2 separate regions of the Homo sapiens genome follow, and region 1 is linked to region 2. A link is a loop called in an ENCODE intact Hi-C map of the cell type or tissue named here. Cell type or tissue: IMR-90. All regions are shown on one strand. Each heading gives the region's core, and the rest is flanking DNA. Links, peaks and the distances in the headings are about the cores only.

Region 1 (16,556 bases), core at 4,466-12,465, 370 kb before region 2:
CTCTGCCTCCCCAGACACCTGCGCCTATCATGATCTTGCATACGCAGTGGCTAGAAAGAAGTTGAATTGTATTTGGTTTGGAGTTTTAGGTTTACAGCTGCACTTTGGTGTTTTCACTGCTGGAATATATATATATTAGCATTCCCTAAATATTTGTTTTGTGAGTGTTCACTTTTAACTGATTTTTCTCATTTGTAATACTTTTTCATATCTACCCTTCATAAACTTGCAAAAACATTTTACTTTGTTATATCAGATCTTTCATTAAGCATCTGAAGATAATCTCTCAAAAGAATCATGCTTAAAATGAGTGATATCTATCTTAAGATAATGCTTTTTATCTTTTTATTATGGAAAGTTTCCAAAATACATTAAAATAGAACGGTGTAATGATGTATACCCATCATCCAGCTTCAAGAGTTACCAACTTAAGGCCAGTCATTTCTTTTATCTCCACCCCGCTTTGTGCATGTTTGTGAGTGTGCTGAAGTACGTATTTCAAAGGAATCCCAGACATCTTATTTCACTTGTAAATAATTGTCTGTATCTAACAAATGAGGACTTTTTAAAAACACAACCACAATACCATTATCATGCCTGTTTAACAATATCTCCTTATCATGATGCTTTTTAATGTTTACGTTTTTTAGGATATTGTAATTCCTAAATACCACAAAAGCGCAAGTGCAAATTGTGAGGTTCTAAAACACAAGCCTCTTGGGCAGTAAGTTCATCTTTGAGGCCCTTGAAAATTCTTGCCACCTGTTCTCCCTTTTTGAGGGTTATGGAGAAGAATACTTTAAATTGATTTTCCTAAAACTGTTCAAAACAGATAAATTTTAAATTAAAATATACTTGAGAGACATAGTCAAGGTGGATAGGAATGGACTCTTAACAGATCTTGTAATGATTTCCAGTTTGTTTTGTTTTTGAGACAGAGTCTCACTCCGTCACCCAGTCTGGAGAGCGCAGTGGCATCATCTCGGCTCACTGCAACCTCTGCCTCCCAGATCAAGCGATTCTCCTGCATCAGCCTCTCCAGTAGCTGGGATCACCATGCACAGCTAATTTTTGTATTTTTAGTAGAGACGAGGTTTCGCCAAGTTGGCAGGGCCAGTCTCAAACTCCTGACCTCAGGTGATCCGCCTTCCTCGGCCTCCCAAAGTGCTGGGATTATGGACATGAGCCACCGTACCCAGCCTTTTTTTGAGACAGAGTCTGGCTGTGTCACCCAGGCTGGAGTGCAGTGGCGTGATCTCAGCTCACTGCAATGATCTCAGCTCACAGCAACCTCTGCCCCCTGGGTTCAAGCGATTCTCCTGCCTCAGCCTCCCGAGTAGATGGGACTACAGGCATGCGCCACCACACCCAGCTAATTTTTGTATTTTTAGTAGAGACAGAGTTTCACTATGTTGGCCTGGCTGGTCTGGAACTCCTGACCTCAAGTGATCTGCCCGCCTTGGCTTCCCAAAGTGCTGGGGTAGCAGGCGTGAGCCACCGTGCAGGGCCCCTCTTGTAATGATTTCTAATGTGACTAAAAACATTTTCCTTTATTCCCTCTTCCTCCCCAAATATTACATGATAAATATACATTAATAGAATACAGAAAAATAAGCATTTATGGTAATGTCATAATTTTATCGTCATTAATTAGAAGTGGTTCTAAGCAAAAGTGGTCATGTAGTCTCATTACTTGACAAAAGAAGTCTTAAGATCAGCTCTTTAAACTTCAGGTTGTCTTTTTTGATTGGCAGACATCCTCCAATTTAACAGGCTCATAACAACCTTGTAACAGCTCAGCTTATTTTATTGGAGTACACTTTACAACTAGTTCATCTTGGTAGATCCACTTGAAAGCTAATGCTTTAAGTGGATATTCTTGGCTTGTGATTTTTCTTTTAATGTCCAAAGTGGGCATTCAGATTTAAATGTGTACCTGTTACTTTATTTCAGCCACATTCTCTGGCACAGAACTTTGGAAACTTTGGGGATCACTTACTTATCTTGGAGATAGAATGTTTTCTAAGGTATATTTGAGCCTACCTGTGGATTATGCCTTTACTCGTTGCTAAAGGGAGAGAAAGAGAAAAGATATGGCTTTCATTTTAGGTTTCAACTTTCATAGGAGGCTGTCATCAACTCAGAAAATGTAGAAAATTTAAATATCTATTAAAGCATTGGGACCATTCACTTAGAAACCTAGAATATTTGTTAGCTAAGGATTGGTTTGAAGGATACGTTTTTATTCCCCTAAGCCTGACTACTTAACCAGGTTGTGTTTCAGGACTGCCTGAACAACATTATTTCATATTCTTTTGTTCTGCTTCTGGAGAAGATATGTATTAGTTCTAAGGTAGTGCAGGGACGTGTATATTTTGAAAGGGTTTCCCAGTGATTGTGATGATATGGTGTCTCTTGTCACAGATCACTGTTCTAGTTACTATTTATAAGAATTATCTAAAATACTTACAATACAGATTCTAGGCCCCCACTCCATAGCTGGAGAATCAGAATCTCTATGGGTAGGGCCTTCTACATCCTGTCTTTGGGTTAAACCAAACCTTAGGAATGCTGCTTATTTTGTGTATGTGCATGTGTGTGTTCTTGACTGCTTTCCCTTAGAGGTATTTAGGTGGAAAAGCATCATGAAATTCGTTATTTTACTTAAGAGTGTTCTCCTATGAGAGGGATTTTTCTGAAGTCTCGGTAACAAGAATAGTTGTGTTTCCCCTGAGCAAGTTGTTTTGCTTTTTTTTTTTTTTTTTTTTTTCCACAGAGACTTGCTCTGTCGCCCAGGCTGGAGTGCAGTGGCATGATCTTGGCTTAGTAGCTGGGACTACAGGCGTATGCCACCATGCCCAGCTAATTTTTTGTATTTTTAGTAGAGATGGGGTTTCACCATATTGCCCAGGCTGGTCTCGAACTCCTGAGCTCAGGCAGTCCACCCACCTCAGCCTCCTAAAGTGCTGGGATTACAGGCATGAGCTACCACGCCCGACCATTTTGCTTTTTTATATGGACACTATGAATCATGGACTGATAGTGTGTTACACTTAGCAGCAAGGAAGCTCTGAGCCAATTTGTAGCCTACCTTTGCATCAGGGGTGGCTTAATCAGACTTAAAGACCTATTTGAAATTCTCTGCCTAAGTTGGAGTCAAAACTGCTCAAGGTTCAAATAGTATTACAGACCTGTTTAGTCTTTAACTATTAAAAAGAACTACCATGTTCTCACTCATAAATGGTAGCTAAATAATGTGTACACATGGACGTGGATAATGGAGTGATGGGTAAAGGAGACTTGGAAGGGTGGGGTGGAAGAGTGGGGTGGGAGGGAGTAGATGAGAAATAATGAGTACAATGTATGTTATTTGGGTGACGGATACCCTAAAAACCCTCACTTTGCCACTATGTGGTCTATGCATATAACAAAATTGTGCTTGTACCCCATAAATGTATACAATTATTTTAACCTCCATGTCAGAATCCACCCTTCCTTATTTAGTGAATTGCTCCTTTATTCAGTGATTCTTAACTGAGGGTATGCATACATCTTTGGGGCTGAGTGGAAGAAGGTGGTGGTAGTGAGATGCCCTTTCTAGGGATACAAAATGTGCTAGATTTGTTTGTAACATACATTATTGAAAACAAGTTAAGCCATAACTATAATTCACCAATAAAGGACTTACAGGTGTTCATAACTTGTCTAAGCTCAAATCTCCCATATATAACTTGCTGGCAAATCATTTATTCCAGGGCATTAGCTATGAGTTGCTAGCTTTAAGTTGAACTATATCCTGTCATGGCTTACTTCGAATTGACATGCTGCAGGCTGTATCTTGACATATACAAGATAGCATGTGATGTGGCTTTGTTTTAATTCAGTTAGCCACTGGTTTTTAATGTGTGGGTTATATTTTACTCCCAAAGCAAAATTCTGTGGCATCTCTGGAATACTACCTGAGAATTTTTGTGTGCCATGTCGAAGAAACGCAAATGGGATGATGACTATGTTCGCTACTGGTTCACCTGTACAACGGAAGTAGATGGAACTCAGCGTCCACAGTGTGTGTTGTGTAACTCAGTATTTTCAAATGCTGACCTCAGACCATCAAAACTGTCAGACCATTTTAACAGACAGCATGGTGGTGTAGCTGGGCATGATCTCAATAGCCTGAAGCATATGCCAGCACCATCTGATCAGAGTGAAACCTTGAAAGCATTTGGAGTTGCATCTCATGAGGATACTTTATTACAAGCATCGTATCAATTTGCGTATTTATGTGCCAAGGAGAAGAATCCTCATACAGTAGCTGAAAAGTTAGTGAAACCTTGTGCACTGGAAATAGCACAAATAGTTTTGGGACCAGATGCACAAAAAAAGCTTCAGCAGGTACCCTTATCAGATGATGTGATCCATTCTAGAATTGATGAAATGAGCCAGGATATCTTACAGCAAGTTCTAGAAGATATCAAAGCCAGTCCTCTTAAAGTGGGTATTCAGCTTGCTGAGACAACTGACATGGATGACTGCAGTCAGCTAATGGCATTTGTGCGCTATATAAAAGAAAGAGAGATCGTAGAAGAATTTCTCTTCTGTGAACCATTGCAGCTATCCATGAAAGGAATAGATGTGTTCAATCTCTTCAGAGACTTCTTTCTGAAGCATAAGATAGCACTTGATGTATGTGGCTCTGTTTGTACTGATGGTGCCTCCTCTATGCTAGGAGAAAATTCCGAGTTTGTTGCCTACGTGAAAAAAGAGATACCTCATATCGTAGTTACACATTGTTTATTGAATCCTCATGCACTTGTCATAAAGACATTGCCTACAAAACTGAGGGATGCTCTGTTTACTGTGGTGAGGGTAATAAATTTCATCAAAGGGAGAGCTCCAAATCATCGCCTATTTCAGGCTTTCTTTGAAGAAATTGGCATAGAATATAGTGTCCTCCTTTTCCATACTGAAATGAGGTGGCTTTCCCGAGGCCAAATACTTACTCACATTTTTGAAATGTATGAAGAAATAAATCAGTTTCTTCACCACAAGAGCAGTAATTTAGTTGATGGCTTTGAAAATAAAGAGTTTAAAATTCACCTAGCATACCTTGCAGATTTATTCAAACACTTAAATGAACTCAGTGCATCTATGCAGAGGACTGGGATGAACACAGTATCAGCTAGAGAGAAGTTATCTGCTTTTGTTAGGAAGTTTCCATTTTGGCAAAAACGAATTGAGAAAAGAAATTTTACCAATTTTCCTTTTCTTGAAGAAATAATTGTTTCAGATAATGAAGGCATATTCATTGCAGCTGAAATAACACTGCATCTGCAACAATTGAGCAACTTCTTCCATGGATATTTTTCCATTGGAGATCTTAATGAGGCAAGTAAATGGATATTGGATCCATTTCTTTTTAATATCGATTTTGTTGATGATAGTTATTTAATGAAAAATGATCTTGCTGAATTACGAGCTAGTGGCCAAATCCTAATGGAATTTGAGACAATGAAGCTTGAGGATTTCTGGTGTGCCCAATTCACAGCATTTCCAAACCTGGCAAAGACAGCTCTAGAAATCCTTATGCCATTTGCAACTACATACCTTTGTGAGTTGGGATTTTCATCACTTTTACATTTCAAAACAAAGTCCAGAAGCTGCTTTAATCTGAGTGATGATATCCGTGTGGCTATTTCAAAAAAAGTTCCTCGTTTCTCGGACATCATTGAACAAAAGCTACAGCTACAGCAGAAGTCACTGTAAGCTGATATACTTTTTTAATGAATAATTTCAATCTTAATATCATTGTAAAATTAAGCTGTAATTCTGTCTCTTTCATATTTATGATATACTGAATTCTATGTCTAAAAAACTTAAGAACTTTAATTTTGAATGAGGCATGTGAAAATATGTTTTGAGAATAAAAACACAGCAGAAAAGATTAAGTACTACTGCCTAGTTGCTATCATGAGATTTTCCCAATTCTAAGTATCTGTTTAACCTGTTCGTGTGGTATATGAAAAAGATACCTAAGCACTAGAATATCCAGCTAAATGGTGCAATAGGCTAGGAATTGAGCCAGGAGAAAAGAGAAGATATCCCAGAAGTCAAAAAGGCAAAATGAAAGATTGAGTTCGCCCGTCTTTGTTATGGAGAGGTTAATGAAATCAGAAGAGGATTATGAAATATAATGGGAAAAGGAATGATCTGGCTTATGTAAGACTTACTTTTAAATATACTCTTTGGAGTTAGTCTCACAATGTCCATTCCCCTAGCTCCTGTGCTATGAATATCATATTAATAAATAGCCTAATATATTAATCACTGTTTGTCATCTTTAAATTACTTCAGAACTCCAAGTTATCAAGGCTGCTGAAAAGGAGATTCCTGAGCCTTACCCTAGAGATTGTGATTAGTAGGCCTGTGATAAGGTCAAGGATCCTCATTCATAACCAGCTTTCCAGACTGTTCTGATGGATTCTTGGATTCTTGGGTCCTCTGGGTTCAATTTTTCCTATACTTATTTTTCCTTTACCCTAATTTTGTCACTTATATTACATCTTATATGTATTTTTCTAAGTTCAAAATGTCAGAGTATAAATCATAAATAAATTGACATGAAATCAATGGAGTAATTCAAGACCATCAAAAAATTCCCCATGGGAATCTAACTTAGCACACTTTTTCTGGATGATAATTTGGCAAAATATTTTTTAATTTAAATAAATTTTCATTTCTATTTTTAAACATTAATATTTTATCAAAGTACTACATGCTCAAGGCTGGGAAAAAATGATATAGAGAGTCCTATAAGGAAAAGCCACAATCCCCTTCCTGCCCAATTACCCATTTCTTCTGTAATTTCTTGTGGTTCCACCCACATCTCTTAAGTAGTATGTTCATACCATGACATATAGCAGTTGAATCAGCTTTAAAAGTTATATATTGACTCCCCTAGATAATATGTAAGGATTGAATTTATAAAATATCCATCTCCTACTACTCTCAATTTTTTATTATTATTACACTAATGTTAGTCTCTTTGTTGGTTATTTATAGCCCTTTGATTAAGAATTTTTCCTCTATAAATTTATCATGTGGAAAGAATCAGGAATGTCCAAAAGTTTTACTTATAAGGTGGCTAATCAGAACACTTTTATAATACTGAAAAATAAAAAATAAACCTGAAGGGAAATGGAACCTGACTACCAAATTTAGATGCCACATTAGTACGCAAATCAAAGTTTATATTTTATCAGTAAGTATAAATACACACCTTTTTTCACTGAAAAATGTAGTAACAGAATATAGGTCCTAATTTTCCTATTACAATCTAACATCAAAGACAGAAAAATTTCCAAAGCTAATATGGAAATCTAGATGTGTAGGCCAGGTGCGGTGGCTCATGCCTGTAATCCCAGCACTTTGGGAGGCCAAGGTGGGCGGATCACTAGGTCAGGAGTTCGAAATCAGCCTGGCTAAAATGGTGAAACCCCACCTCTACTAAAAATACAAAAATTAGCCAGGCATGGTGACATGCGCCTATAATCCCAGCTACTCAGGAGGCTGAGACGGAAGAATTGCTTGAACCCAGGAGACACAGGTTGCAGTGAGCTGAGATTGTGCCACTGCACCCCAGCCTAGGTGACAGAGTGAGACTCCATCTCAAAAAAAAAAAAAAAATCTAGATGTGTGTATATAAAGTTTAATCTGTATGCAATTCTAAAGTTAGGAAGGAGGTAGGAATAGGGACATGGGCATGTATGAAACCTAGGATTTAATAGTATGATAGAAGGACCAGGATTAAATGACCTTTGATAGCCAGTCTTTCATTAGGTCTTAGACTAAATTAGTTATTGCTGCTCTGAAACAAAAACTCAAAGGACATTTTTAAGGAAATGGCTAACTAGGATTTTTATTCATTTTCAAATTCTACAACAATTTTATTTTCTCCTGATCAAATGAAAGAGCTGCAGTGTTTGCTAAAATGAAGGAATTTCAATTTTTTTTAGTTTAAAAATGTCCCACAGTGGTACATATATTGGAATTTTTAGTCATGTGTTGGTTTCTTTTTTCCCAAAGAAGAGATAATTACTTTTCTTATGTTTTATTTTAGAGTCATTGATAAATTTTGAAAAGGAGTAAAATAGAATAAAAACATAATCTTCATGACCAGCAGATGTCACTCTCTGTATAGGTTTGAATGAGAAAGCAACTTTACTCACATTACAGATTTTGCCAAATAGCTGATTTTAAACATCTCTAGAAAAGGTACTAGTGGCTCAAATTTAAAATTCCTTACCTGAGCCTCTGTGGACTGAAAACTGGCAGGCAGAACTCTGTTGGAGCCGGTAACCATGAGACTGCAAGAAATCACTGGGAAACCCAGGTGGGAAAGAAAATATCAATGACTTTTTCTGTAATACAAGCGTGTGCATTTTTGACATCCTCACTGTTTGTCTAAGCCACCAAAAACTGCTGAAAGTTAGTAAATAATAGGTCAGCATTTTCAGGCATGAGCCAATGGGAAGCAAAACCAAATAGACTTACACTTTTTTTTTTTTTTTTTTTTTTTTTGAAGCAGAGTCTTGCTCTGTCGCCCAGGCCGGAGTTCAGTGGCGCCGTCTTGGCTCGCTGCAAGCTCCGCCTCCTGGGTTCATGCCATTCTCCTGCCTCAGCCTCCTGAGTAGCTGGGACTACAGGCACCCGCCACCACGCCCAGCTAATTTTTTTGTATTTTTAGTAGAGAGGGGGTTTCACCATGTTAGCCAGGATGGTCTCGATCTGACCTCGTGATCCACCCGCCTCGACCTCCCAAAGTGCTGGGGTTACAGGCATGTGCCCCCGCACCCGGCTAACTTATACTTTTAAAGAGTGAACTTGATGATACTTGAATTATATCTCAATTTTTTTTTTTTTTTTTTTTTTGAGACGGAGTTTCATTCTGTCACCCAGGCTGGAGTGCAGTGGTGTGATCGTGATCTCGGCTCACTGCAACCTCCACTCCCGGGTTCAAGAGATTCTCCTGTCTCAGCCTCCCAAGTAGCTGGGATTACAGATGCCCACCACTGCGTCCAGCTAATTTTTGTATTTTTAGTAGAGATAGGGTTTCACCATATTGGCCAGGCTGGTCTCAAACTCCTAACCTCAAGTGATCCACCTGCCTTGGCCTCCCAAAGTGCTGGGATTACAAGCATGAGCCACTGCGCCCAGCCTCAATTTTTAAAAATAGACTCTGCGGCCGGGTGCAGTCGCTCACACCTGTAATCCCAGCACTTTGGGAAGCTGAGGCAGGAGGGCTGTTGAGGCCAGGAGTTCAAGACTAGCGTGAGCAACATATCAAGACCCCGTCTCTACAAAAAATAAAATTAGCTGGGCATGGTAGCACATGCCTGTAGTCCCAGCTACTCAAGAGACTGAGACAGGAAGTTTCCTTGAGCCCAAAAGGTTGAGGCTGAAGTAGGCCATGATGGTGCCACTGCACTCCAGCCTGGGTGACAGAGTGAGACCTTGTCTGAAAAAAAAAAAAAGGCTGGGCACAGTGGCTCACAGCTGTAATCCTGGCACTTTGGGAGGCCATGGCAGGAGGATCACTTGAGCCCAGGAGCTCAAGACCAGCCTGGCCAACAAAGTGACACCCTTTCTTTACAAAAATTAGCCCAGTGTGGTGGCATGCCCTCATAGTCCTAGCTACTTGGGAGGTTGAATTGGGAGGATCGCTTGAGCCCTGGAGGTGGAGGCTACAGTGAGCTGTGATTATGCCACTGCACTCCAGCCTGGGCAATAGAGACCCATATAAAAAAAAAAAAAAAAAGCTCTGGATAGTATACAGGTTTTTTTTTTTAGCACCAAATTATATCAAATACTATGAGCATGGCTTTAATATCTACCAGGCATTTAGAAACATCGAATATGAAGCTTTCAAAGTCTACGTTAATTTGAAGGGCAGTATAAGGTTATTGTGTGTTGTGATTTGTGCTTCTATGAATAAAGAGAGACCTTAGATTATTTTACTTTTGTTTTACAAATTTGCTGTAAATCTTATCATACTTCAGCAATGGATTGAGTCCTGTCTCAGCTACTGATTAGTTGTATAAACTTTGTAGTTCTTGGCGTATAGGAATCAAGAGATCTGACAGTCTGATCATCTTGTTTTGACCTGCTTAGCATTCATTCATTCACTTGCTTCTTTTAATAATAACACCCTGATTTTTCTTGAGGAACTATTTTCCCCCCACTATCAGTCCATATTACCCCCTACTGGCTAATTAGTTAGCTGTAGTACTTTTGCTGGAATTAATAGGAAAGATGCTATACATTCTAAACTAATAGGATGTGTCTGGACTTCCAGTGGTCGGTTTTGCTACCTGTATTAGGGTTCTCCAGAGGAACAGAATGAATAGGATGTATGTATATGTGAAAGGGATTTTATTAGAAAGAATTGGCTCACATGATGCACAAGGCGAAGTCCCACGATAGGCCATCTGCAAGGTGTGGATGAGAGAAGCCAGTAGGGATTCAGTCTGAAAGCCTCAAAACTAGGGAAGCCAACAATACAGCCTTCAGTCTGTGGCTGAAGGCCCTAGAGCCCCTGGCAATCCACTGGTGTAAATCCAAGAGTCCAGAGGCTGAAGAACCTGGAGTCTGATGTCCAAGGGCGGCAGGAGCAGGAAGAAGCATCCAGCATGGGAAAAAGAAGGAAGCCAGGAGACCCAGCAAGCAAAAGCTATTCCACCTTCTCCCTCTGTTCTAGCGGAGAACAAATGTAAGCTGTAAATGCTTACATTAAAAAGAAAAGTCAGCCGGGCATGGTGGCTCACGCCTGTAATCCCAACACTTTGGGAGGCCGAGACAGGCAGATCACGAGGTCAGGAGTTTGAGACCGGCCTGGCCAACATGGTGAAAACCCATCTCTACTAAAAATAAAAAAATTAGCTGGGTGTGGTGGCAGGCACCTGTAATCCCAGCTACTTGGGAGACTGAGGCAGGAGAATCATTTGAACCCAGGAGGCAGAGGTTGCAGTGAGCAGAGATCGCACCATTGCACTCCAGCCTAGGTGACAGGGCAAGACTCTGTCTCAAAAAAAAAAAAGAAAAGTCAATAACCTAAACTTCCACCTAAAGAAACTAGAGAAATAAGAGCAAACTAAACCCAAAGCAAGCAGAAGGAAGGAAATAATAAAGATTAAAGTGGAAATAAATGAAACTCACCAACAATAGAGAAAATCATAGAAATCAACAGTTAGTCCTTTGAAAATATTAACAAAATTGACAAACCTTAAGTTAGACCTAGAAAAAACAGGAATGAAAGGGGACATTACTACCAACCTTACAGAATCAAAGAAGGAAATATTATGAACAATTGCATACCAACAAATTAGATAACCTAGATGAAACAGAAAAATTAATAGAAAGGCACAAACTCCCAAAACTGACTCAAGAAAAAATAGGAAACCTGAATAGACCCATAACAAGTAAAAAGATTGAGTCAGTAATCCAAAAAAAATCCAAGGAACCAGAGAAAGGCTCAGGGCCAGATGGATTCACTGTCATCTGATGAATTCTAACAAATATTAAAAGAACACCAATCCTTCACAAATTCTTCCAAAAAAATGAAAAGGGAGGAACACTTACCTCATTCCATGATATCAAACCAAACAAATAACATCACAAGAAAACTGCAGACCAGTATTCCTTATGAATATGCTTATAAAAATCCTCCATAAAATACTGGCAAACTCAATCCAGCAACATGTGACAAAAATTATACATTGTGACCAAGTGAGATTTATTCCAAGAATGCAAGGTTGGTTCAATGTGAAAGTCAACCAGTAGGATACATCAAACTAACAGAATAAAAGAAACCACATGATCATTTCAACAGACGGGAAAAAAAACACTTGACAAATCCAATATCCTTTAATTAAAAAAAAAAAAACTAGAAATAGAAGGAAATGTCCTCAACTTGATGAGCATTTATGAAAATATGAAAAACCCACAGCTAACATACTTAGTGGTTAAAAAAAAAAGCCTTCCCTATAAGATCAGGAAAAGTCAAGACTGTCTACTCTCACCACTTGTTTGTTTGGTTTTTTTGAGACAAGGCCTATCTCTGTTGTTCAGGCTAGAGTGCAGTGGCACAATCATGGCTCACTACAGCCTCCACCTCCCAGGCTCAAACGATCCTCCTGCCTCAGCCTCCTGAGTAGCTGTAACCACAAGCACACACCACCATGGCAGGCTAATTGTTTATATTGTTTGTAGAGATGGGATTTTGCCATGTTGCCCAGGCTGGTCTCAAACTCCTGAGCTTGAGCATTCTGCCTGCCTTGGCCTCCCAGAGTGCTAGTATTACAGATGTGAGCCACTGCTCCCAGCCACCACTTTTATTTAACATTGTACTTGGAGATTCTAACCAGGGCAATTAGGCAATAAAAAGAAATAAAAAGAATTACTTTTTATTAACATTTGTTATTGGACGTGGAAGCTTTAAGAGGTGTATTCAGAGCATCCCCTGGTGTCCCAGACATAGTCTTTCTTGCTGCCATTGTGTAGCAGCAACCCAATTTCTCCTTAGTAATCATTATTGATTGCCCTAGCCAGTAAAATATTCCCCCTCTTTGCGTATTGGTTCAGTGACATGAGCCCAGTACTAATGGTGATGGACAGAATTCATTTGCCAGATAATAGGACCCAAAATGACAAATCTATAATTTATTACAGGAAAAGAAAATAGGATAGTATCAGCATTAAAGTACAGATATGCATCATACCCAAAGGCTGCCTCATAAGAAGAGGTCTGGAGAGGACAATTTTGAGCACTAACTGTCAGGGCTTGTGGTAGGCAGAAAAATGGTCCTTCAAAGGTGTCTGCATATTTATCCCTGAAACCTGTGCATATGTTACTTTACATGGCAAAAAAAGACTTCGAAAATGTGATTAAGTGAAATATCTTGAGATAGGAAGATTATCCTGGATTATCCAATGGGCCCATTGTGGTCACAAGGGTCCCTCTCTTAAGGAGACAGGAGAATCAAAGAAGATGTGAGGATAAAAGCAAAGGTCAGGGAGTCAGTTTTGAAGATGCTACTCTGCCAGCTTTGAAGATGAAAGAAGAGGCCACCAGCCTAGGAATACAGGCAGCCTCTAGAATTTGGAAAAGGTAAGAACAGATTCTCCACTTGAATTTCCAGAAGGAATCAGCCTGTTGACTGACAACTTTACCTTAATTCATAAGACTGATTTTGGACTTTTGACCTACAGAATGTAAGATAATAAATTTATGTCATTTTAAGCTACTGATTTTGTGGTAAAGTGTTAGAGCGGCAATAGGAAACTAACACAGGGCAGTAGGGACACACTCTCTTGGATCAGGGACCAACAGTATGAGCATGGAACACCTCAGAACCAGAGGGCTCAAAATGGAGCCTCAGCTGGGGTTTCTTACACCCTGCTGTTCACACAGGCGTATTTTTGGCACATAACCAGCCCCAGCAACCAAGTTTTTGTGTCCCTGGAGGAAGGAGAACAGCGGGAGGGACAGAGGTCTCCAGGTATAAATCATTCATCTGACTATTACAATAAACAGTGTTGACAAACTGGTACAAACTACCCTGAAACTCCTCATACATAAGGTTACAAAACAATATTATTAATCAGGATATATTATGCCTTGACCAGGATTTGGTGTTATGCAAACAGCTGAGGCCAATTTCAGGCCCACTGGAATTCATCCTCATAGCACAACCCCAAAATGATCAGTGACAGTCTCAACTTACAATTCACTAGAACCACTGTTATATCCCCTGGTGGAAGCATTCCTCTCTTGGGAAACAAGACTGCCAAAATAACAGTTCACAGATGCAGCAAAGGGAAGCACAAATTCTGTGAGTGGATTATTAGGTGCAATAGTAAAATGAGCCACTCCCACTTTCACTCCTTGATTTCTGGGCTCATATTTTGACCTTGGAAGTTAGGGTTACATATCTTTGGTTATCAATTCAAAGCACATACTGCATCCTGTGAAATAGAACCTAATCCTCTTAGGTTATTTTCTCTCAGTTGCAAGTAACTGAGTCTTAAGTAAATCATTCTATCATTCTAACAAAGCAGATGCTTCTGGGTGATGAAGTACATGACAAAACCAATAAATTCCATGGGCATCAGTCTATTGCCACACTCTGTTATGGACTGAATGTTTCCCCCCCAAATTCATATGTTGAAGGCCTAACCCCCCATCAATATGACAGTACTTGGAGATGGGACCTTTGGGAGGGTGTTAGGGTTAGGTGAGGTCATGAGGGCAGGACCCTGGTCCCGTGAGATTAGTGCCCTTATAAGAAGAAGAGATACCAAGAGATTTGTGCAAGATGGCAGCTGCCTACAAGGCCAAGAGAAGAGGCCTTAGAATGAAACCTACCTTGCCAGTACCTTGATCTTGGACTTCACACCCTCCACTGTAAGGAATAAATTTCTGTTGTTTAATTCACCTAGTCTGTGGCATTTTATTGTGGCAGCCCAAGCAGACTAATACATACCCCTTTGCTAATCTTTGATAAGAAGTAATGTGATGCATGATACCATGACAGTTAATAAGGCTGGCAGAGATAATAAAGGCAAAGTCATATCCAGAATATGTATCTTTTCTAGTGACAGTAAATAGAAAGTGCCCACTGTAATCAACCTGCCACCAAGTACCTATGTTAGGCGCTCAGTGTTGGTCCCTGCTGTTGGCAGGTCAGGCACTCAGCATATCAAACTTGGTGAGAGGAAGTCCATGTTGTTGAGCCTAAATGTAAGTCTCCATCCTTGCCAGCATGGCCTCTCTTGTACATGGACCTATTGGGCAGTCATTGGGAATTTTGGGGAAAGAGGCCATCTGATATCCGCAGAGTATGTCATCTTTTTTTCTTTTTTTAAACTGATATTTGAGAGTTATACATATTTGGGGTGTACATGTGACAGTTTTACACATGTGTACAATATGTCGTGATCAAATCGGGGTATTGTAATATCTGTCACCTCAAACATTTTTCTTTGTGTTGGGAGCATTACAATTTTTCTAGCTATTTTGAAGTATACAATAAATTACTGTTAACTATAGGTTCCCTACTGTATTATTGAATGCTATAACATATTCCTTTTTTTTTTTTTTTTTGAGACATAGTTTTGCTCTTGTTGTCTAGGCTAGGGTGCAATGGTGAGATCTCAGCTCACTGCAACCTCCACCTCCCGGGTCCAAGCAATTCTCCTGCCTCAGCCTCCCGAGTAGCTGGGATTACAGGTACCTGCCACCACGCCTGGGTAATTTTTGTATTTTTAGTAGAGATGGGGTTTCACCATGTTGGCCAGGCTGGTCTCGAACTCCTGACCTCAAGTGATCCATCTACCTCGGCCTCCCAAAGTGCTGGGATTACAGGTGTGAGCCACCATGCCCAGCCCCATATTCCTTCTTTATAACTGTAATTTTTTTTACTTAATTACCAACTTCTCTGCATTCTCCCCTGCCCACCACCACCACCACCACCCTACTCTTTGCAGCCTCTGCTAACTACCATTTTACTCTCTATCTCCATGAGATCCATGTTTTTAGCTCCCACATATGACTGAGAACATGTGATATTTGTCTTTCTAGGCCTGACTTATTTCACTGAACATAATGACCTCCAGTCTCATTCATGTTGCTGCAAATGACAGGATTTCATTCTTTTTTAAAGGCCAAATAATATTCCATTGTGTATATATACCACGTCTTTATCCATTCATCCATTGAAGGAGACTTAGGTTGGTTCCATATGTTTACTGTTGTGAATAGTGCTGCAGTAAACACAGAAGTGCAGATACACTGATTTCCTTTCTTGTGGATACATACTTAGCAGTGGGATTACTGGATCATATAGTGGTTCTATTTTTAGTTTTTTTGAGGAACCTCCACATTGTTCTCCATATTCACTGTACCACTTTACATCCCTACCAACAACATATGAGCATTCTCCTTCTCTGCATCCTCACTAGCATTTATTATTTTTTGTCTTTTTGGCAATAGACATTTTAACTGGGGTAGATGATATCTCATTGTGGTTTTGATTTGCATCTCCCTGATGATTAGTGATGTTGAACATTTTGTCATACACCTGTTGGCTATTTTTATGTCTTCTTTTGAGAATTATCTATTCAGGACTTTTGCCCATTTTTAATTTGGATTATTTAGTTTTTGCTATTGAGTTGCTTGAGTTCTTTATATATTGTTCTTTTATTATTATATTAATCTCTTGTCAAATGGATAGTTTGCAAGTATTTTCTCCCATTCTGTAGGTTGTCTTTTCATTCTGTTGATTGTTTCCTTTACTGTGCAGATGCTTATTCATTTAAGGTAATCCCTTTGTCTATTTTTCTTTTGTTGCCTGTGCTTTTGAGGTCTTATTCAAAAATTTTTTCCCAGACCAGTATCCTGTAGGGTTTTCTCTATGTTTTTGTCTAGTAATTTAATAGTTCTTGGACTTAGGTTTAAGTCTTTAATCCATTTTTAGTTGATTTTTGTATGTTGTAAAAGAGAT
Region 2 (16,556 bases), core at 3,257-11,256:
TGAATGGAAGACCCAGAAGAAGGGAAGAAAGAGAAGAACAGAACAAATATCTGAAGAAATAAAGGCTGATAACTTTTTTTTTTTTTTTTTTTGAGACGGAGTCTTGCTCTGTCGCCTATGCTGGAGTGCAGTGGTGTGATCTTGGCTCACTGCAAGCTCCGCCTCCCGGGTTCACGCCATTCTCCTGCCTCAGCCTCCCGAGTAGCTGGGACTACAGGCAACTGCCACCACACCAGGCCAATTTTTTGTACTTTTAGTAGAGACAGAGTTTCACAATGTTAGCCAGGATGGTCTCGATCTCCTGACCTCGTGATCCACTCGCCTCGGCCCCTCAAAGTGCTGGGATTAAAGGCATGAGCCACCGCGCCCGGCCAAGGCTGATAACTTTAAAATTTTGATGAAAAATGTTAATCTAAAGATCCAAGAAGCTCATCTCAGTGAACCTCAAGTAGAATAGAAGATCTACATCTGAAGACACCAGAGTATCAGAGTGGTGAGAGAAAAAGACAAAGAGAAAATGTGAAAGCCACAAGAGAAAAATGATAGAAGAGAACAAGACTATTAATTTCTGACTTCTCACCAGAACAGTGGAGGCCAGAAGGCAGTGTAATGATATACTTAAAATGTGAATGAGAAAAATTTTCAACAAAGATTATACATTTAACAAAACTACCTCAAGATGAAGGAAAAATAAAGACTTTCACAATGAACAAAGAAAATTTACTGCTGTGAAACCTGCCTCACAAATATATTAAAGTCCTTCAGGCTGGAGGAAATGACAGTAGATGGTCACTCAAAACCACAGGAGGAAATGAAGAACATCAGAAACGGTAAGCAGATATAAGACTCTAATATTATTTTCTCTCTTCTTTAATTTCTTTAAAAGACAAAAGATTATAAAAAGCTGTAATTATGACACTCAGTGGTTAGGTTTACAACATATATTGATAAAATGTACATGACAACGATAGTTCGAAGTGGAGGAGAGGAAATGGAGCTATGCTAAAGCAAAGCTTCTATCAATATATTTCACTGAAATTAGGTACTATTAAACTAAAGTAGGGCTGGGCACAGTGGCTCCTGCCAGTAATTTCAGCACTTTGGGAGGCCAAGGTAGGCAGATCGCTTGAACTCAGGAGTTTGAGAACAGCTTAGGCAACACGGCAAAACCCCATCTGTACAAAAAATACAAAAATTAGCTGGGCATGGTGGTGTGCACCTGTAGTCCAGCTACTCAGGAGGCTGAGGTGGGAGGATCACCTGAGCCCAGGGAGGTGGAGGCCGCAGTGATCCATGATTGCACCCCTGTACTCCAGCCTGGGCAACAAAGTGAGACCCTGTCTCAAAAAAAGAAAAAGAAAAAAAAAAAAGAATCCCGAAAAACTAAAGTAGACTATAAAAAGATGTGCATTACAATTCCTACAGCAACCACTAAGAAAATAGCTAAAAAGTAAGCATAGTTAATAAAATCCAAAGTATTAAAATAGCATGCAGAAAATATTATCTAATACAAAAAGAGGCAGTAAAAAACAGGAATAAAGAACACATGAGACTTGTAAAAGACAAATGACTAATGTAAATCCAAACATATCAACAAGCAGATAAAATATGAATGGACTAAACAACTCAAAGAGCAGAGATTATCACACTGGATTTAAAAAGATTCAATTATATGTTGACTATAGGATGCATACTTTACATTCAAAGACATATACAGGTTGAAAATAAAAGTATAAAAAAAAGATACTGTGTAAACAGCAACCTTAAGTAGCTGAAGTGCTATCAGACAAAACAGGCTTTAAGACAAGATACATTACTGGAGACCAAAAAAGGGGATATTTCATAACGGTAAAAAGGTCAACAAATTGGGAAAATATAACAACTATAAGTGTATTCGTATCTAACAGCAGAACCATAAAATATATAAAGGAAAAACTGACTGAATTCAGAGGAGCAACAGACAATACAACATTAGTTGAAGATTTCAATACCCCAATATCAGAAATTCTTTAAACAACCAGAGGTACAATACATATGGAAAAACATACAGAAATGTACAGCTTAGTACACTGTTGCAAAATATACATTCACAAAACTACTATACAAATTAAGATAGAGAACACTGCCAGAACCTCAGAAGCTTCCAGTGTACTCCTTTCTAAATTCTCTCACCCCGACATCCCTAGCCAAACAACTTTTCTTCATAACTTGAAGGAGCTAAATAATTGAGGTTGTCATACTTCTATAACACTGTGGAATGTATGCTTGCAACCTTTAGAAAACCAAGTATCTAAAAATGATTTTTAAAGAGCTCTTCTAAGTTCTATTCTAGACCTGAAATATTTTATGGTCTATGCTCACCGAATTCTGACTTACTAGCTATAGTTAACAGTTCCGGATTGCTTTTACCTGCTAATCATTTAATCCTTATGATCCCACTTTACGCCAAGTTAAATGATAGAGCTAGGACAGATCTAACATTTCCAAGTTCATATTTTTAGGTGAGGTGGTGCACATCTATAGTCCCAAGTACTTGAGGGACTGAGGTGGGAGAATCGCTTGAGCCCAGGAGTTGCACTGGCAACGAAGCTAGACCCTATCTTTTAAATAAAACAAAGCAAAGCAAAGCAAAACAAAACAAAACAACAAAGTTCATCCTCTTAACTACAAGACCATACTGTCTTCCACAGGTGTGGAAATAAAGAATTGTTTGCAGGAAGTAGAACTGAGTAATGCACAGAAGCTGCTGCAAAAAGGTGAACTCACAGAACTTATATGCTTCATAGTTCTAAAGAAAAAGTCACTTTTAATTCCCTTGGTGTCAAGAACTAGGGCATTTGAAAAGGGGATGACACTGCTCCAAAACATGTTATTCAGTTCCAGAGCTCTGACCTATAGTCATTTCGAGACCTATGTTAAAAATAAATCTCACTTGGTGTGGTAGCCCATACCTGTAATCCCAGCACTTTGGGAGGCCAAGGAGGGTGGATTGCTTGAGCTCAAGAGTTTGAGACCAGCATGGGCAACATGGCAAAACCCCGTCTCTACTAAAAAACAAAAATTAGGCCAGGTGCGGTGGCTCATACCTGTATCCCAGCACTTTGGGAGGCCAAGGCAGGTGGATTGCCTGAGGTCAGGAGTTCGAGACCAGCCTGGCCAACATGGTCAAACCCCATCTCTATTAAAAATATAAAAATTAGCCAGGTGTGGTGGCAGGCGCCTGTAATCCCAGCTACTTGGGAGGCTGAGGCAGGAGAATCACCAGAACCTGGGAGGCAGAGGTTGCAGTGGGCTGAGATTGCACCACTGCACTTCAGCCTGGGTGACAGAGTGAGACTTCGTCTCAAAAACAAACAAAACAAAAAAATAAAAATAAAAATACAAAAATTAGCTGGGCATGATGGCTCATGCCTGCAGTCCCAGCTACTCTGGAGGCTGAGGTGGGAGGATCACTGGAGCCCAGGAATTTGAGGCTACAGTGGAATTATGGAATCGTGCCACTGCACCCCAGCCTGGGGGACAGAGCAAGACCTGGTTTCAAAAAAACAAAGCAAAACAAAACAAAAACAAACCTCTTCCTCACTGAATCAAGGGCTTGGACCACAGGACTTAGGCTGTTCTATTATTATTACTGTTACTCTTGAGGTGGTAGCATCACTTGAGCACGAGTTTGAGACCAACCGGGGCAACAAAGCAAAACCCCATATCCTGAAAAAAAAAAAAAAATTTAGCTGGGTGTGATGGCAAGCCCCTGTATTCCCAGCTATGAGGGAGGCTGAGGCAGGAGGATCACTTGAGCCCGTAAGTTTGAGGCTGCAGTAAGCTATCATTATGCCACTGTGCTCCAGCTTGGGCTACTCTGTCTCTCTTAAAAAAGATAAAGGAACTGTCATCAACTAGAGAAAACTAAGGCAACATGAAAACTAAATGCAGTGGATCCTGGAACAGAAAAGATGATGTTCATGGAAAATGTGATGAAATCTGAATAAGGTCTGCAGTTTATAGTGTTGTAATAATGTTTATTTCCTGGTTTTGATAACTGCACTATGGATATGTAAGCTGTTAAAATTAAGGGAAGCTGGAATCTATTTTTTGCTACTTTCTGAAAAATGTTATTTCAAAAATAAAAAGTTAAAATAGAACTCTCCACCTGGGAAATAATTTTTATCTTTCAAGAGCTAAATATAGTCTCCAGTAAGGACATTAAACCCCTACCTCAGTAATGAGAGTTTTTCAACATACTTATGGCACAGAATGTGTAGGCACTGTGCTATGTACACAGCACAGAGAAGGCTCTACCCATTGCCCATCCCCCCACACTTACATGCTAACCAGAGTATATTGATTGAACACTACCTGCAAGAAGTGTGGCTGTAAAGGCCACTTTGCAAAAGATTGTTTCATGCAACCAGGTGGGACCAAATACTCTCTGATACCTGATGAGGAAGAGGAAAAGGAAGAGGCAAAGTCAGCAGAGTTTGAGAAGCCTGACCCCACAAGGAATCCTTCTAGAAAAAGAAAGGAGGAGAAGAAAAAGAATTGGAAGTCATCTGACTCTGACAGCTCAGACTCTGAGAATGATACAGGCAAGAGGGCAAGGCACACATCAAAAGACAGCAAGGCAGCAAAGAAGAAGAAAAAGAAGAAGCACAAGAAGAAGCACATAGGAGTGGAAAGATTAGGCAACATGTGACATGCCTTGTGCACACGGCTTTGTCCCCATTGAGCCTTGTATTTGGAAGCTTAGTCACCTGTGTCCATCTGGATCTGTTTCGTGATAAAACACGAAACTACCTAAAATAAAAAGGTAAGCAGAGTTACATGTCTCCCTAGCTGAATTATAAGTTTCTTGACAGAGAAAACCATATTCTTCAAGAAAACTTCAGCCTGGGCAACACAGCAAGACCGTGTCTCTCCTAAAAATAAAAAAAATTAGCTGGGCGTGGTGGCTTATGCCTGTAGTCCCAGCTATTTGGGAGGCTGAGGGGGAAGGATCACTTGAGCCCCAGAGGTAGAGGTTACAATGAGCCATGATTGCGTCACTGCACTCCAGCCTGGGCAACAGAGCAAAACTCTATTTCCAAAAAAAAAAAAAAGAAAGAAAACCAATTTTGCCTAATTTTTTTTTTTTTTTTGAGACAGTGTTTTGTTCTGTTGCCCAGGCTGGAGTGCAGTGATGCAATCTCAGTTCATTGCAACCTCCGCCTACCGGGTTCAAGTGATTCTCCTGCCTCAGCCTCCTGAGTAGCTGGGATTATAGGCGCACACCACCAGGCCCTGCTATTTTTTTTGTATTTTTAGTAGAGATGGGGTTTCACCTTGTTGGTCAGGCTGGTCTTAAACTTGACCTCAGGTGATCCGCCCACCTCGGCCTCCCAAAGTGTTGGGATTACAGGCGTGAGCCACTGCACCCGGCCAATTTTGTCTATTAATTGCAGGTACTAACAAATGTCTGCTGAATGAATAACTCAATTTCTAGAATTACCCCGAATCTGTAGCATATGTGGGTTAATTTTCATTTAACTAACAAAGAAATAAAGGTGGAAACTATTACAAGTGTCCTTTCTGAATAAAATTAGCAAATCAAGGATTTAAATATTATAAACTTCTTTACATAAAGAAGATATTCTATAAAGAAGACAAATTACTGTAAATACTAGTTAGGATGAAAAATGGAAATGGTATGCTACTATTGCTAAGTGAAGAGTCTTCCTGTAAAGCAAATATCCATGACTTGGCTATAATCTTACCTTGTAATTTCCTATTTACTAACATAGTACCCCTATCTGCTTAATTACCTATACTATATTAGATGCCTGATTCCATGGCTGTGTAACTCATTCAATGAGCTAAAACTCATAATACTTATTATGTGCCAAACATTGTGCTAAGAGCTTCAAATGGATTGATTCACTTTCTTAAAATATTAGAAGTAGCTTGAATATAATTTTTTAATTGACAACAAAAAAACCACCCTCCAAAAAACCCAAAAATCCAAGCTAGAGAACTTCAACTGATATAATTTAAAATCCTGGGTAGCATGGCAAAATGTTAGAAAGTGCTTCTCTAGTCCCTTATAAATAAACCACTCTTCAGCAGACTACAATGCAGTGGCTGAGTAGGGTATTTCTTTTACTTTAGGTCAGTGAATACAACATAAACACACTTGACTTTGAGCTTATAAGTGTATACCCCATCTATCATTATTAAATAGTTAAAAACTTGCATGAAATACATTTAAAAAATAATCTCATATTTAAATAATCCTATGGTAAGCATGTGCTCAACAGACAAACAGGGGGAAAACCAAGACTCTCACTCCGGCAAGCTTATGTCCATATTATAAATCTATCAGCAGCTCTCTGCTGCCCTCTGCAGTTTTGTGAAGTAATTGCTACAAAATAAAACGGCATACACTTTATGCCAAGCACAGTACCCAGGGATCACAGTACCCAGAGATCAATAGCTGGAGTAAAAGAGAGCGTAAAGAGAGGTACATACTTGCTCAACTGCTGGAAAGTGGAGGCACATGCAACAAAACTTTCTGCTTTAGTCTTATCTAGGTGGGACAAGAAAACTACACTTGGAATGCAAATACTGGAAGGGCTAGGGACATCAGTTCTATAATTATTTTGAAGGGAATTCCTTATCATTAAAAAAATAAGCTTTTGGTTTTGTCTTCTTTGAAATCAGATATCACTTGCTTTACATACATAAAGACATATCTGTTCTTTCCACAAGTCACCTTTACAGGTCCTCTAGGGAGGCATGAGGGAGGATCTTTGGATCTAAGCCACAGTTAGAACCTGCCTCTCAGTAGGTGTTATCCTTCTGAGGAAAAAAATGACTGATCTATGAGGAATTAATCTTGGAAATAGTCCCTTGTTTCTTAAATCAGAAAATTCTATTTCCCAAAACTCAATCTTTAACAGAAATAAATTTTCTATGTCAGGACTGCTTAAATTCGGCCCAACAAGTTGTTTTTAGACCTTGATCAACGGATGTAGGTAAAAGAAAACCTCCTATTCAGTTCTTCCGATGTTGGATGCAGTCAATGTACGGGTTAGGTCAATACTTCTTGTTTTGGAAGCTTAGTCATCTGTGTCCATCTGGATCTGTTTCCCATGGTGTGGCCACAGTTCTTCCTATATCAAAATTACCTGGGAGGCTTGCTAACAAAACAGATGCCTGGTTGTTGCCTCACAGGTGTGTGGTGTCAGACACTTCTCAGGCTGTGCATGGTTAATACATTTCCTGTGATGCTTAGACACAATAAAGTCTGGAAACCACTGATCTACACAAAGTGACCTTTCTTAATAAACACAGGAAATACTGAACGTCATTTTAACTTTTCTGCCAGCAAATAATGTAAACACACCTCACTAACTTCCAAATGTTTTAGAGCAGCGGTCCCTACCCTTTTTGGCACCAGGGACTGCTCTTGTGGGGAACTATTTTTCCACGGACTAGGGTCTTGGGGAAGGGGGTGTTCATAATGATTCAAGCACATTACATTTATTGTGTACTTTATAATTATTAAACTGTAATATATAATCAAATAGTTATACAATTCACCATAATGTAGAATCAGTGGGAGCCCTAAGCTTGTTTTCCTGCAACTAGACGGTCCTACCTGGGGGTGATGAGAGACAGTGATAGACTATCAGGCATTAGATTCTTGTAAGGAGCAGGCAACACAGATCCCTTGCATGTGCAATTCACAACAGGGTTCACAAGCCTACGAGAATCTAATGCTACCATGGATATGACATGAGGTGGAGCTCAGACAGTAATGCAAGCGATGGGAAGTGGCTGTAAATACAGATGAAGCTTCGCTCACTAGCCTGCTGCTCACTTCCTGCTGTGTGGCTGGGTTCCTTACAGGCCACAGACTGGTATCAGTACATGGCCGGGGGTTGACGACCCCTGTTTTAGAGCAAGCAACCCTTATTTCCACTGGTTTAAACTTAGCATCAGGCCAGGCAGGGTGGTTCATTCCTGTAATCCCAGCACTTTGGGAGGCCAAGTGAAAGGGCCTCTACAAAAATAAAAATAAACAAACTTGGGATCAGAAATCTAAGCTCCTTCTAGGATTTGATTTAATCGTTTGTAGACAGCATTAAGTTCAACAGTGGTAACTCTAAGAAGTTGGTAAAACTGACCACCTTAGTTCCAAAGGATGCCTATTAGAAATGAAAGAAAAGGAGGCTGGGGCGGGCGGATCACTTGAGGTCAGGAGTTCGAGACCAGCCTGGCCAACATGGTGAAACTCCGTCTCTACTAAAAATACAAAAATTAGCTGGGTGTGGTGGTGGGCACCTGTAATCCCAGCTACTTGGGAGGCTGAGGCAGGAGAATCACTTGAACCTGGGAGGCAGAGGTTGCAGTGAACCAAGATCATGCCACTGTACTCCAGTCTGGGCGACAGGGCAAGACTCTGTCTCAAAATAAACAAACAGAAAACAACAACAACAAAAAGAAAACAAGAAATGAAAGAAAAGGGAGGCAGGAGGCAGGGCACAGTGGCTCATGCCTATAATCCCAGAACTTTGGGAGGCCGAGGTGGGTGGATCATGATGTGAGTTCGAGACCAGCCTGGCCAATATGGTGAAACCCAGTCTCTAGTAAAAATACAAAAATTAGCTGGGTGTGGTGGCACACGCCTGTAGCCCCAGCTACTCGGGAGGCAGAGAGAGAATCGCTTGAATCCGGGAGGCGGAGGTTGCAGTGAGCAGAGATCGCACCGCTGCACTCCAGCTTGGGCAACAGAGAGGGAATATCCATCTCAAAAAAAAAAAAAAAAAAAAAAAGAATGAAAGAAAAGGGAAACAACAAAATCAGAAAGGTTGCTCATGACGTTAACAGGACTATGCAGGCCACTATGGAAGAAGTTACTGAGAACTTTTTGGAAGCAATCGAGAGTATTCCCTGCAAACACATCCACAGCCACAACATTAATTAGATTATGAAAATGGTGCAATAGGGTGGCAGAAACATGGAAATCCAAAAGATTAAGTAATGTGGAATTTAGGAAAAATGACAGAGGGAAGAGACTGAAATATAACATCTGTTCTAAACTGAAACTTCTAAGCTTTGATAATGGTTCCTAAAGAGAAAATGACCTTAAAGAATAATCCTTAAAACTTTCAGAGCCTAATGTTTTAAAATCCCAGATACCAGGCATTCTGAATCCATGTTCACCAAGCAACAGACTTTTGGATCCCTTATGTGTACATGTAAATGAATACCATTTGCAAACCACTAGTGAAAGGGAGCAAACCCATTGAAATGACTAAATCTGCATTTTGGCTTACAAATAAAAAATGTTTGTTTGCAGGAAAGAATTAAATCACCAGAACCTGGATAAGTTCAAAGTTCCTTCATCTTCTTCATATTAATAAAGGCCACACCATCCATCCAGTAGCTGAAGACAAGGAATCATTCTAACGTCTCACTCCATCCCGCCAATCGAATCCACTGCAATGTGTGGTCTGCTTTACCTCTGAAATATATCCCAAAATCATACACTTCTCTTCAGATCCACAGTTCAAGCTACTATCATCTTCACTGGGCTACTGCATTAGAGCCTAATTGGGCTCAAATGTTCTATTCATGTCCCTCCTCCATCCTCATACCCCTCCATTCTCTGTATAAGAACTGAATTCTCTTATTAAAATGTAAATAACTTCCGTCTCTCCCTGGCTTAAAATTATCCATCTGTTTCCTTCTGCACTTGGAAAAAACTTCAAGTTCTTTACTACGGCTTAGGAACTATTCCATAATCAGACCCTTGCCTACTATCAGCCCACTCTCTTCCTTAATCATCATGCTTCAGCCATCGGCTCTTCCATTCCTTGAACATGCCAAAACACCAAACTTGTTGTTACTTTAGGGCTTTATTCAACTGCTCTCTTTGTCTGCAATGCTTCCCTCTCAGACGGTCACACATTTGGCTGCTCCCAGTGCCACCCTCCCCTAAGTCTCTGTTGAGAGGCCACCTCTCCAGAGAGGCTTTCCTGACCAGCCAATCTAAAGCAGTCCTCTCCACCTGTCTTAGTCAGGTTGCTATAACAAAATAACAGACTCAGTAATTTATAAATAATAGAAATTTATTTTGCACAGCTCTAGGGGCTGGAAATTCCAAGATCAAGGCACCAGCAGATTTCGCGTCTGGTAAGGGGCTTGTTCTTTGCTTCAATATGGTGCCTTCTTTCTGCATCCTCACTTTGTGGAAGGGGAGTAGAAGGGCCCAACAGGTTCCCTCAAGTCTTTTATTGGTATACTTTATAAGGATACTAATTCTTCTAATCACCTTCTAAAGGCTCCACCTCTTAATACTACACATTGAGGATTAAGTTCAACATGAATTTTGGAGGAAAACATTCAAACCATAGCACCATCCTTCCAACCCAACCCATCCTTCATGTTAACATTTTGTCCTAATTCTCCAATGAGAGAACAGAAACCCTGTCTTGTTCACCACTGTATCCCTCAGGGCCTCAAACAATGTCTAGTGGGTGGAAGAAATGTAAATATTACTTGAATAAATGTGAGAAAAAAATTTCTGTAACTTATAAGGCCAATTATTGGCTCTCATGGGGGAGAAAAAGATGCTATTCATTCAACAGCTATTTAATGAAGGAAGATTGTGCAAAACCTGTGACAGTGGTCCTCAAGCCTCAGCATGTGCATATGAATTACCTAGGAAATTTACACATGAGACCTAAGAAACTGCACTGTGACAAGCAGTCCATAAAAGGCGATTTTCTTATGGAATCAATACTAGCATTCTGCAGTATGTGCCATAGGTCCTAATACTATAAACACTTGCTATGGTCTGAATGTGTCCCTCCAAAATTCATGTTGAAATAATCCCCATTGTGTTGGTATTAAGAGGTGCGTCCTTTTGGGATGTGATTAAGTCATAAGGGTTCCAACCTCATGAATGGATTAGTGTCCTAATAAAAGAGGTTGAAGGGAGCTGCCCTGCCCCTGCTGCCATGTAGGGACACAAATGGTGCCATCTGTAAGGAAGAGGCCCTCACCAGACACTAAAATTGCTGGCACCTTGATCTTGGACTTCTCAGCCTCCAGAATTATGAGCAATAAATTTCTATTATTTATAAGTTATCCAGTCTAAGGTATTTTGTTATAGCAGCTCCAACACACTAAGATAGAATTTTTGTATCATAATGTTATTATTGCAATTCTCTTCTGCTGCTACATTTGTCCTTCACCTTAGCCAAGCCTCTCAGAACCAGTTATTTGCTTCACATACCTAGTACATCTCAAATGTTAGCTAAAATTCCATTCCTGTGGGTAGTTATATCTACATTTAAGCTTTCACAAATAGTTAAGATTTACTGCTGAAATAAACACACGAATACACTATACTCTCTGAGAGCTTTTCCTGTTTTTACCAAATCTTAACTGCTTTCCTCCTCAATTATTCTTGATTTATGAGTCCTGCTGAGAAGTGACACTACACTTGAGCGTGAATTATCTTCCCAGCCACAGGACAAGTGAAGTTAGCTTGATTAACAGACTTTGGCTACTATTATTTGGTTGTGTCCAACAAGAAACCTTTAATACTACATAGACCCTGTACGGAATAGCACTTCTTTCCCAAATCATCAGGGGTCAGCTTCATGTGCTTTTGTGGTAGGGCACACAGTTTGGTTGTAAAGTAATCAATTTTTATTTATTTATATTCTTAAAATGGAATAATGTAATACAGGCTTACTGAAAAAAAAAGCAAATATTACAAAATTGCATTACATATAAATTAAAATTCCCTAATAATCATACCTCTCAAAGTTACTTACTGCTTATACTTTGGTGTATATCCTTCAAATTTGTATGTATAAACATATTTTCACATAGCCTTAAAAGAAATCATCACTGTTGTATAACCTGATTAATTAATTTGACATTATATTACAGGCAGCTTCCCAGGTCAATACCTACGATTCATCTTTTTAAAAAAATTTTTTAAATTATTTATTTATTTATTGAGACAGAGTCTCATTCTGTCACCCAGGCTGGAGTGCAGTGGCGTGATCTCGGCTCTCTGCAACCTCCGCCTCCTAGGTTCAAGCAATTCTCGTGCCTCAGCCTTCTAAGTAGCTGGGACTATAGGTGTGCACCGCCATACCTGGCTAATTTTTGTATTTTTAGTAGAGATGGGGTTTCACCATGTTGGCCAGGCTGGTCTTGAATTCCTGGTCTTGAGTGGTCTGCCCACCTTGGCCTCCCAAAGTGCTGGGATTATAGGCATGAGCCACTGCACCCGGCCAAGATTTACCTTTAACAACTGCATTGTATACTACATAAATATAACAACAAAATTTAAGTAATACTCTGGGAAGAACACATTTTTCTCTCCTACTATACCCTCCCAATAGGTCTGACACCAGATGAGAGTGTTTTCCACACTAAACAATTCTCCAATGGACACCAACGGAGTGTCCTATAATTCAATTCAGTTCTGTCACTATCTCCAGGTAGACAGTGTCTGATCCCACAGGTTAAGAGTTTAGTCTCATAAGCCTGGCCCCACTTCAGACACTAATCACAAGTCCCAGGTTGTGACCTATGATTCCGACTGAATGGTTAGCACAGGGTTCTTACCACCCTCTCTGTGGGTTCAATAATTTGCTAGAATGGCTCACAGAACTCTGGGAAACACTTTACTTACACTTAGTAGTTTATTACAAAGGACATTATGAATGATATAGAACAGCCAGGTGAAGAGACACACAGGGAAAGGTAGAGGGAGAAGGGGTGCAGAGCTGCCACGCCCTCTCTGGGTGCTACCCTCTTAACACTTCCATGTGCTCATCAACCTGGAAGCTCATCAGATTTCTAGTTCAAGAGTTTTTATAGGCCAGGCGCAGCAGCTCACACCTGTAATCCTAGCACTGTGGGAAGCTGAGATGGGAATATTGCTTGAGTCCAGGAGTTCGAGACCAGCCTGGGCAACATAGTAAGACTTCATTTCAAACACAAAAAAATTTAGCAAGGTGTGGTGGAAGGCGCCTGTGGTCCCAGCCACTTGGGACATTGATGTAGGAGGATTGCTTGAGCCCAGGAGGTTGAAGCCTCCAGTGAACTATGATCGCACCTCTGCACTCCAGCCTGGGCAACAGAGCGAGACTTGGCTCAAAACACAAGAAGAAAAAAGCTTTAATGGAGCTTAATCTCCAGCACTTGCCCTCCTCCTTTCCTGGATTTTGGTAGGTGGTGCCAAAAGTTCCAACCCTCTAAAACTCTAATCACTTAGTCTTTTTGGTGACTGGCCCCATCCTTCCTTAGGCTATAGATAGGCCAGATCCTAAAAGTTATCTCATTAGGATGAACTCAGGTGTTATCAAAAGGGGTACATTAAGAATAACAAAAAAATACACTACACTATCAGAAAATTCCAAGGGTTCTAGTGGCTCTGTAACAGGAACCAGGGACAAAGACCAAATAAATTTACTATACTACAAATACCCTGTTTAACATTGTCTAGCTTTCCAAAATTATGAATGATGCTGCAACACATCTATGTATATACATTTGTGTATATTTCTAATAATTTCCTTGAAATAAATGGCTACAAGAGAATCAGCGTTAATGCTGTCATGTCCAATATGGTACTTACTAGCCACATGTGACGATTTTAAAATTATTTATTTATTCATTTTGAGACAAGGTCTCACTCTGTTGCACAGGCTGGGGTGCAGTGGCGTGATCATGGCTCACTGCAGCCTTGACTTCCCAGGCTCCAGGGATCCTCCCACCTCAGCCTCCTGAGTGGTGGGGCTACAGGCTTGTGCCACACGTGATTATTTTTATTTTTAAAGGCTTTTTAAAAAATTTTAATTAAAAAAAAATTTTTTTTTTTTTGGAAAGACAGGGTCTCACTATGTTGCCCAGGCTGGTCTCAAACTCCTGGGCTCAAGTGATCCTCCAGCCTCAGCCTCCCAAGTGCTGGGATTATAGGAATGAGCCACTATGCCTGGCCCATGTGACTATTTATTTATTTTCTGAGACGGAGTTTTGCTCTTGTCTCCCAGGCTGGAGTGCAATGGCCCAATCTCGGCTCACTGCAACCTCGACCTCCTGGGTTCAAGCAATTCTCCTGCCTCATCCTCCTGAGTAGTTGCGATTACAGGAGCCCGCCACCAGGCCTGGCTAATTTTTTAATTTTTGGTAGAGATGGGGTTTCACTATGTTGGCCAGGCTGGTCTCGGGTCGAACTCCTGACCTTAGGTGATCTGCCTGCCTCAGCCTCCCAGAGTGCTGGGATTATAGGTGTGAGCCATCCCGTATGACTATTTAAATTAATTACAATAAAATTCAGTTCCTCAGCCGTAATAGCCACATTTCAAGTGCTCAATAGCCTGATGTAGTCAGCAGCTACCATACTGCATGGTGCAGGATGTAGAACATTCCTATCCTTGTAGAAGAGTCTATTGATAGCCCTATCTAAAGAAATGGTCACATAAAAATTTGGTATCTGCATCCCATGAAGTGACATAACAATTTAAATTCTCAATATTAGTATATGAGTTCCAACATCCTCTCCTTGTCAACATCAGATCAATATTCTGATCTGATAGATGAGACATAATGTTTTAGTTAGTATTTTTTTTTTTTTTTTTGAGACAGAGTCTTGCTCTGTCACCCAGGCTGGAGTGCAGAGGCCTGATCTCAGCTCACTATAACCTCCATCTCCCAGGTTCAAGCGATTCTCCTGCCGCAGCCTCCCAAGTAGCTGGGATTACAGGCGCACACCACCACGTCCAGTTAATTTTTGTATTTTTAGTAGAGATGGGGTTCCATCATGTTGGTCAGGCTGGTCTCGAATTCCTGACCTCATGATCCGCCCGCCTCAGCCTCCCAAAGTGCTAGGATTACAGGCATGAGCCACCACGCCCAGCCTGTACTTTTCATCATTATTAATGAGGCTGAGTCTTTTCACATTTTTTGGCCATTTTTTTTTTTTAGTCATTGTTGAACTATCTGAACTTTATTTTAAAAGATTCAAATATAACACTATCCTGTTTCTGATGAGCTATTAAAGCCAAACCATATATGTAGAAGACATTTCTTCAATCTGTTTCGCTGGCTTCTTGAAAATTTTGGAAAGATATTTATCAAAATAGCATACAAACACCTAATAAGAGTAGTACCACAGTTAGCTGAAGGCAATCTGCACTCTTATAGGTTGTTTCCTTAAAGTAGAGTCAGTGGCTTACATTTCTCTAAATAATAAGACTAGCACTGCAGTATGTTACTGTTATGAGATATTCTTACAAATTTTCAAATTAGCTATGAAAACACTTAGACTGATATATAAATGAATAGAAAATATTTATGTTTTAAACATGAATACTACTGTATGATTATGTTTATATGAATGTCTGGAACAGGAAAAAACCACCTATGGGACAGGAATCAGAAGAGTGGTTAACCAGAGACTGGCAGGGTTGGGAAAGGAATGACTGATAAAGCACACAAATGGAGTTTCTGACATGATGGAAATGTTCTCTATCTTGATAGAAACGTGAACTATGCAGGTGTATACAATTGTCAAACTCACTGCATTCTACACATGAGAACTGATATACAGTTTCACTAAATTATATCTCAATTTTTAAAAGGAGGAAAAAAGTGAAAAAAAGTATTGTTCTACTTAGAATATTAAACTTACAGGCAATAAAAATAATTATCCTCACTGGGTGTGGTGGTTCACGCCTGTAATCCCAGCACTTTGGGAGGCCAAAGTGGGAGGACTGCTTGAGCCCAGGAGTTGGAGACCAGCCTTGGCAACATGGTGAGACACTGTCTCTACCAAAAAACCCACAAAAATTAGCCAGGCAGGGTGGTGCAAGCCTGTTGTCCCAGGTGCTCAGGAGGCTGAGGTGGGAGGATCCACTTGAGCCCAGGAGGTTGAAACTGCAGTGAGCCGTGATCACATCACTGCACTCCAGCCTGGATGACACAGTGAGATCCTGTCTTAAAAAAAAAAAAAATCATAAAAGTATTTATAGAACTTAAAGTATGATTTTCTGGCCTAGGAGACACAAAAAAAGTTTTACTAAATTAGAGGTAGGGATCAGACTTTGTGACACCTTGAGCCAAACCATTCAACTGTCAAATCCAGAGGGCACTAGAAAATTAATATAATTTCAGGGCAAAATATATTAAGGTATCAGAAAAGCACTACTAACTTTTTAACATAGATGCATAATCAGTGTTTCTAAAAAGCCTGAAACCTGTTATAATGTTATGGAACAGTAGTTAATTTTTTTGAGCTGTATTTGCTGTGGTAGTTTATGAACTTGGCTCACTTTTGCCCTTTTTCCTCCTGTTCTGGTGGTGCACACTAGCACAAAAACGAACACGTTCACATTAAAGCTAACTGATTTGATAATGAAAAGCGTCTAAGGAGAGAGAAAGAGAAGATGCTCCTACCCACCCCAGGCTACCTTCCCACCCCCACTGTTAGGCTTAGGCTGAACATTTATTATCTCATCTCAATACCAATGTATCACAACCTGTTCAGT

The links. A loop is a pair of places that touch in the nucleus more often than their neighbours do. Peaks named below come from ENCODE experiments on the same cell type or tissue, not always from the same donor. Only the 100,000 strongest peaks of a DNase experiment are listed, where the experiment ranks them.
Region 1: it touches region 2 in a loop (9-fold over the local background); 62 of 110 quality-filtered maps call a loop at or near these places.

What each region holds. Positions count from the first base shown.
Region 1 is chr5:160,382,913-160,399,468 of GRCh38, reverse strand. It overlaps FAM200C (family with sequence similarity 200 member C), which reads left to right. Exons shown (of 2, transcript NM_022090.5): 2 at 3,930-6,321. The coding sequence starts at 3,979. The coding sequence ends at 5,763. Among named protein-coding and RNA genes, the nearest start is that of FAM200C, 8.9 kb to the left of the region's middle. RefSeq lists enhancers at 1-454, 774-1,273. In IMR-90, for the core only: a CTCF peak has its summit at 8,190 (motif pointing right); no DNase peak of the experiment used is centred there.
Region 2 is chr5:160,011,835-160,028,390 of GRCh38, reverse strand. The region is part of intron 2 of TTC1 (tetratricopeptide repeat domain 1); the gene reads right to left. It overlaps LOC124901124 (a long non-coding RNA gene), which reads right to left and starts at 13,732. Exons shown (of 2, transcript XR_007059025.1): 1 at 9,360-13,732; 2 at 855-4,794. In IMR-90, for the core only: a CTCF peak has its summit at 6,376 (motif pointing left); DNase peaks (open chromatin) are centred at 6,330 and 7,190; H3K27ac peaks cover 1,495 bases.